Linked DNA regions of Homo sapiens: region 2 is linked to region 1. The links are chromatin loops, found by intact Hi-C in ENCODE. Cell type or tissue: heart left ventricle. All regions are shown on one strand.

What was found. Peaks named below come from ENCODE experiments on the same cell type or tissue, not always from the same donor. Only the 100,000 strongest peaks of a DNase experiment are listed, where the experiment ranks them.
Region 2: it touches region 1 in a loop (4-fold over the local background); 14 of 110 quality-filtered maps call a loop at or near these places.

Annotation. Positions count from the first base shown.
Region 1 is chr19:29,609,549-29,612,048 of GRCh38, reverse strand. It overlaps POP4 (POP4 ribonuclease P/MRP subunit), which reads right to left. Exons shown (of 7, transcript NM_006627.3): 3 at 1,417-1,640; 4 at 110-187. Among named protein-coding and RNA genes, the nearest start is that of POP4, 4.5 kb to the right of the region's middle. RefSeq lists an enhancer at 1,644-2,155. In heart left ventricle, a CTCF peak has its summit at 1,292 (motif pointing left); DNase peaks (open chromatin) are centred at 1,278 and 1,641.
Region 2 is chr19:29,844,335-29,846,834 of GRCh38, reverse strand. No RefSeq gene overlaps it. Among named protein-coding and RNA genes, the nearest start is that of CCNE1, 34 kb to the right of the region's middle. RefSeq lists silencers at 1,666-2,435, 2,466-2,500. In heart left ventricle, a CTCF peak has its summit at 1,535; DNase peaks (open chromatin) are centred at 1,135, 1,734 and 2,344; H3K4me3 peaks cover 1,786 bases; H3K27ac peaks cover 852 bases.

The DNA.
Region 1 (2,500 bases):
TAACCGTCTGCAGCCAGGCAATACCAACGCTGGTTCCTGAAGCCGCATTTACAATGATCAGAGGCTTGAGATCCACCCCAAAGAGCAAAGCTTCAGGAATGCAACTTACGTGTCTGGCTTGAGCCCACTGCACAGGTCCCTGATGTACTGTTTCCAGAGTTCATGGAGAGGGAGGAAAAGGCTGTATCTGCAGCAAAGTCAGAAACAGGGAAAAAGTTAGACAACATGAGCTTGGGATGACAATGTCCAAATAGCACAGAGCTTGACTTGATGCCAACAACTGCAACCTGGGATCATTAGGAACTATGTGCAAATCCGACGATGAGCAATTGAGCTGATAACCGAGACCAAGAACCTACACCTCTCTAACCTCAGTTTCCTCATTGGTAGGACCACACCAGCCCAGGGCGGTGTCCACCTGGACTTCTTTTCATGAGAGAGAAATAAACGTGAGTCTTGTTGAAGCTACTGTTATTTTGAGGTTTTCTGTTACGTGAAATTGAACCTAGTAAGCCCCCAGTAAAGCAGGGGTTGCTGGTTGTCACGCAGGTCCTCATGTGAGGCAGCAGGCTGGTCTGGAAGGTGGGCAAGCAAGTGGTGGGGAGAAGAAGCGGGGAGCAGGGGCAAGGACCCCAACAGCGTTCTTCTGGGCCATTATCTCCAGTCTTGATATCCTGTGGGGAATCCGTTACCACAAAGCCTTAGGTTAGAGAAATGAGGACCTTAAGCTCAAACCCAACCTGGGCTCCACCCGGGAGGCAAACCCTGGGAGGCAGCAGCCCCTTCTCCACCTGAGGCCCAGCTGATCTCCTGAGTGGGGCCGGGAACAGCATGGCATACTTTAAGCGTCTTCTGGAGCGTGGGAGGCTATTTGGCCGTTGATCTCCAAGCAAAAGCCTACAGACAGCCCCAAGACACCCACACTCAGACCCGTCACCAAGGAGGGATGGCGGGTCGGCTGGAGGAAGACATCCTCCCACAGGACAGGACAGTGATGCATTCCTTTTGGAAACTTCTGAAACGTGTGGGCAACATCTTGCTTTGGCAATGAAACCCGAGTGGGTGACTGTCTGGCTCTATCAAAAGCTACAAAGTAATACACACTAAAAACATATCAGTTCCTCTTTTCTGTCTAACAAAGCCGAAGGACAAACAGCCTGTTGCCATGGGCAACAGATGTACTTGCACGGGTCTTACTCCTGAAGGTGAGGAGAGAGGCCAGACAATGAGTCCTGTCTCACCCGCCTCGCTGAACACAGCCCAGATTGGTAAAGGAAGGCTGCCCTCTTGTGGCAGACGACAGAGAGGCCCCCTTAGCTTAGGTGGAGCCAGGCTGCCTCCCCAGCCACTCAGCCAAGTTCACACACCAAGAAGGGTAAGCACCGCGGGCAGAAAGACGTGGGGAGCTCGGGTTACCTCTGCTGCTCTGGTTTAATGTCAAAGAGCCGCAGCTCCCTCCTTTGCCTGGCAGAGAGGCCTTTGGCTTTCTTCTTCTTCTCCTTGCGCTTGTGGCGGGTGAAGTACTCCAGGACCACCGCCTTGCGCTGCAGCTGGTCCTCGCGGGCCTGCGGGCTCATGCGGGGCGTGCTGCGCTTCAGGAAGGCCCTCACGAAGGCCTCGGCCCGCTGTGCTCCTGAAGGCTGCAGGCGGACAAGGGGGTGCGGCGCTCACTGCTCCGGTCTGGGCAGCCCAGGATCCCAGGCATCCCGCCCGCCATTCCCGGCAGCTACTGCAAGAGCAAATGGGGCCCATCCCTTTACCTACTGAGGCTCTCAACCTGCTCATCCGCCATGCATCTGCTACCCACAGCTGCCGAGATGTAAGTCACACTCACACACCAATTCATGACCGTTTGTCACACACAACAGCGTGTCAAACGCTCACTTCCTGCTCTGGCCCTGCTTTTCTGAGGTTATTCTGAAAGGACCAAAACCTTTCTATCTTGAAGAAGAATTCTCTCATCCTTGGCAGAAGAGAAAGCTTGAGAAATGTATAACAAATATATTCAACCAGGCATGACCAGATGAAAGTGAGCTCAGAGTAGCACTAAGCTATGGAGGAAGTGATCCTAACACTACAGAAAACAGCAAAACTAGGGCTCCAGGGTCGGCCAAGCCTCAGGGCGCAGGGACCCTGACACTGTGCCCTTAGGACAATACTCCTTAACCGGGTTTCCAGCTCTGTGGGCATGGTGTGGCCACTCTCCAAAAGGTCCGCTCCCGCCCCGCAGACCATCACTTGGAGGAAGGTACCGTCGAGAGCATCTCAGGCCCCAGGCTCGCTCTCTCTGAAGGGTGTCACTGAGAGCAGGGCGTCAACTTACCATGAATGAGCACAGGCTCTTAGAGAGGACTTCTGGGAAAAATGACTGTCGTAATTGTGTGCAATTCTCAAACAAACAAACAAACAAACAAACAAACAAAGAAACCCTCCAAGCTCACTACCTCTCAGGTTGGAGTTCCAATAACGGATTCCTCATTTGGTGGCAATGCCACTGCCC
Region 2 (2,500 bases), 230 kb before region 1:
TCAAGTGGTCCGCCCTCCTTGGCCTCCCAAAGTGCTGGGATTACAGGTGTGAGCCACCGCACCCAGCCTCTGATCTTTAATAGAAGAGGGTTGGCCGGGCGCGGTGGCTCACGCGTGTAATCCCAGCACTATGGGAGGCCGAGGTGGGCGGATCACGAGGTCAGGATATCGACACCATCCTGGCTAACATGGTGAAACCCCGCCTCTACTAAAAATACAAAAAATTAGCTGGGCATGGTGGCGGGTGCCTGTAGCCCCAGCAACTCGGGAGGCTGAGGCAGGAGAATGGTGTGAACCCGGGAGGCAGAGCTTGCAGTGAGCTGAGATTGTGCCACTGCACTCCAGCCTGCGTGACAGAGCAAGACTCCGTCTCAAAAAAAAGAAAAAAAAAAAAGAAGAGGGTCTCACTATGTTGCCCAGGCTGGTCTTGAACTCCTGGCCTCATGCAATCCTCCTGCCTCAGCCTCCCACAGTGTTGGGATTACAGGCGTGAGCCTCCACACCTGGCCCTATTCTGACCTTAAACTACCTTTGTGCAACTCTCTCATTAGGTTAATTTTTCTGTTGATTCTTGTTTTCTATGTCGATGATCATCACTTGACAATAACAGTGCTTTCATTTTGCTTCCGATCCTTCTATCACTCACTTTTCTCATCCCATTGCACTGGACAAGACTTGCAAGTACCAGGTTGAACAGTGGCAAGGCCAGACAGAGGGCACCCTTGTTTTTTTTTTTTTGAGTTGTAAAAAGATGGAGAGCTTTGGCTTTCAGCCTACTGCTTAAAGAAGAAAAATGCAATCATTAGAAATTAGATCTTGAGAAAGATCCCTGCGACTGCCCGTGAAGGCGAGACTTAAGAGTAGTAAGCCAAGAGGCAGAAAGATCGGTCGCCTACGAGTCCAGGTGAAGCATCATGTGTTTCAGACCAGGGCCGTGGAGACAAGTGTAGCAGAGAATTGTGGGTCGGGTGGGGTGGAGGAAGAACTGATGGGATTCTGGGACAGATCAGAGGGAGGAGAGTGAGGAGTCAAGACGGAAGCGCTATCTGGGGCTTGCCTGCCACTGAGCAGACCGTGATGCCACTCCCTGAGGAGGAGACCCAGGGTGAAACGAGAAGGAAGAAGGACTTCACTGCACACACGTTGACTCAGAAGGGCCGTGGAACACCCGGCCGGCGGGGAATACGGAGCTCAGAGCAGCGGGCTGCGCGGGGGCGTAAAAATGTGGCTGTCAGGGGTCCAAACAGCATCAATGTTCAGAAAGCACGTGGAAAACAGTTTAGCTACTGTTAGAACTATCAGGATCATCCGCATGCAGGTAGGCGTTAAAACCTAGGATGGACGAGATCTGCCAGGGGCAGCCCAGAAGCCAAAGGGGCCGAGACCTAAGCCCCTGGAGGCAGCAGCTAGAGGGGCAGAGACAGCAGGAAGGGGGCCCCGGTGGGTCAAGGAAGGAGTACCAAGGAGGAGTGGCTCTGCCATGGACGCAGAGGAATCTGGGAGTGACGGCGCCTGTCCGCGCTCTATCCCGTTCTGCCTGCCGAGGGCAGGGCCAGCGCAACGCAACCTGCAAACCCGCCTTCGGCTGCTGCGAGGCACTCAGATCTCGCCGCGAAGAAGACGCCACGGCACAGTTGAACTACAGACCCCGTCCACCGCTGTTCCGGCCCCGCCCCTCTCACATTGCGGGCCTCTCAGCGCCCCTACGCACAGCACGGCCCGCCCACCGCCGCCCTGGCCCCACCCACCCCGCCGCAGGCCCCGCGGAGCTCCGACGCACAGCCTGTCCCCGCCCACTGTTGCTCTGGCCCCGCCCCTCTCGCCGGGGGCTTCTCAGAGCACCTACGTACAGCCAGGCCCAGTCCACCAACCGCCCTGGCCCTGCCCCTCCCGCAGTGCGGGCCCCTAAGAGCCCCTGTGCATTGCCAGGCCCCGCCCCTCACCGCCCTGACACCGCCTTTTGCGGTGCGGGCCGCTCAGAACCCCCCCGCAAGGGGCGGCCCCGCCCCTACCTCTCCGGCCCCGCCCCTACCTCTCCGGCCCCGCCCCTACCTCTCCGGCCCCGCCCCTAACTCTTCGGCCCCGCCCCCACCTCTTCGGCCCTGCCCCTCCCGCGGCGCGCGCCCGGAAGTGCTCCCGCGCCCTGGCAGCGCGGACACAGCGGAGTGGCTGGGCCAAGCCCGCCCAGGGAGGCCGTGGCTCGCTCCAGTCTCCCGGGTGGGGCGGGGGGCGTCCGGGCGACGTGAGGCCGCGCTCGGGCCCCCAACCCCCAGCATCCGCCTTGGCCAGGCTGCAGACGCGCGGCGCGGGAGACGCGGGGCGGGGAGACGCGGGGCGGGGCGGGGCGGGGCAGCGCATCACGTGGGTAAACACGGCGCACGTGGAGCGCAGCCTGAGCTCTAGGGCGGGGCGGCAGTCCCAGCCCTTGAGCCCGGGCTGTGCCGGTCCCAGGCCCTGGGGAGCCGGTGAGGCGTGGGCGCAGGCCGGGGTCCGCGTTGGC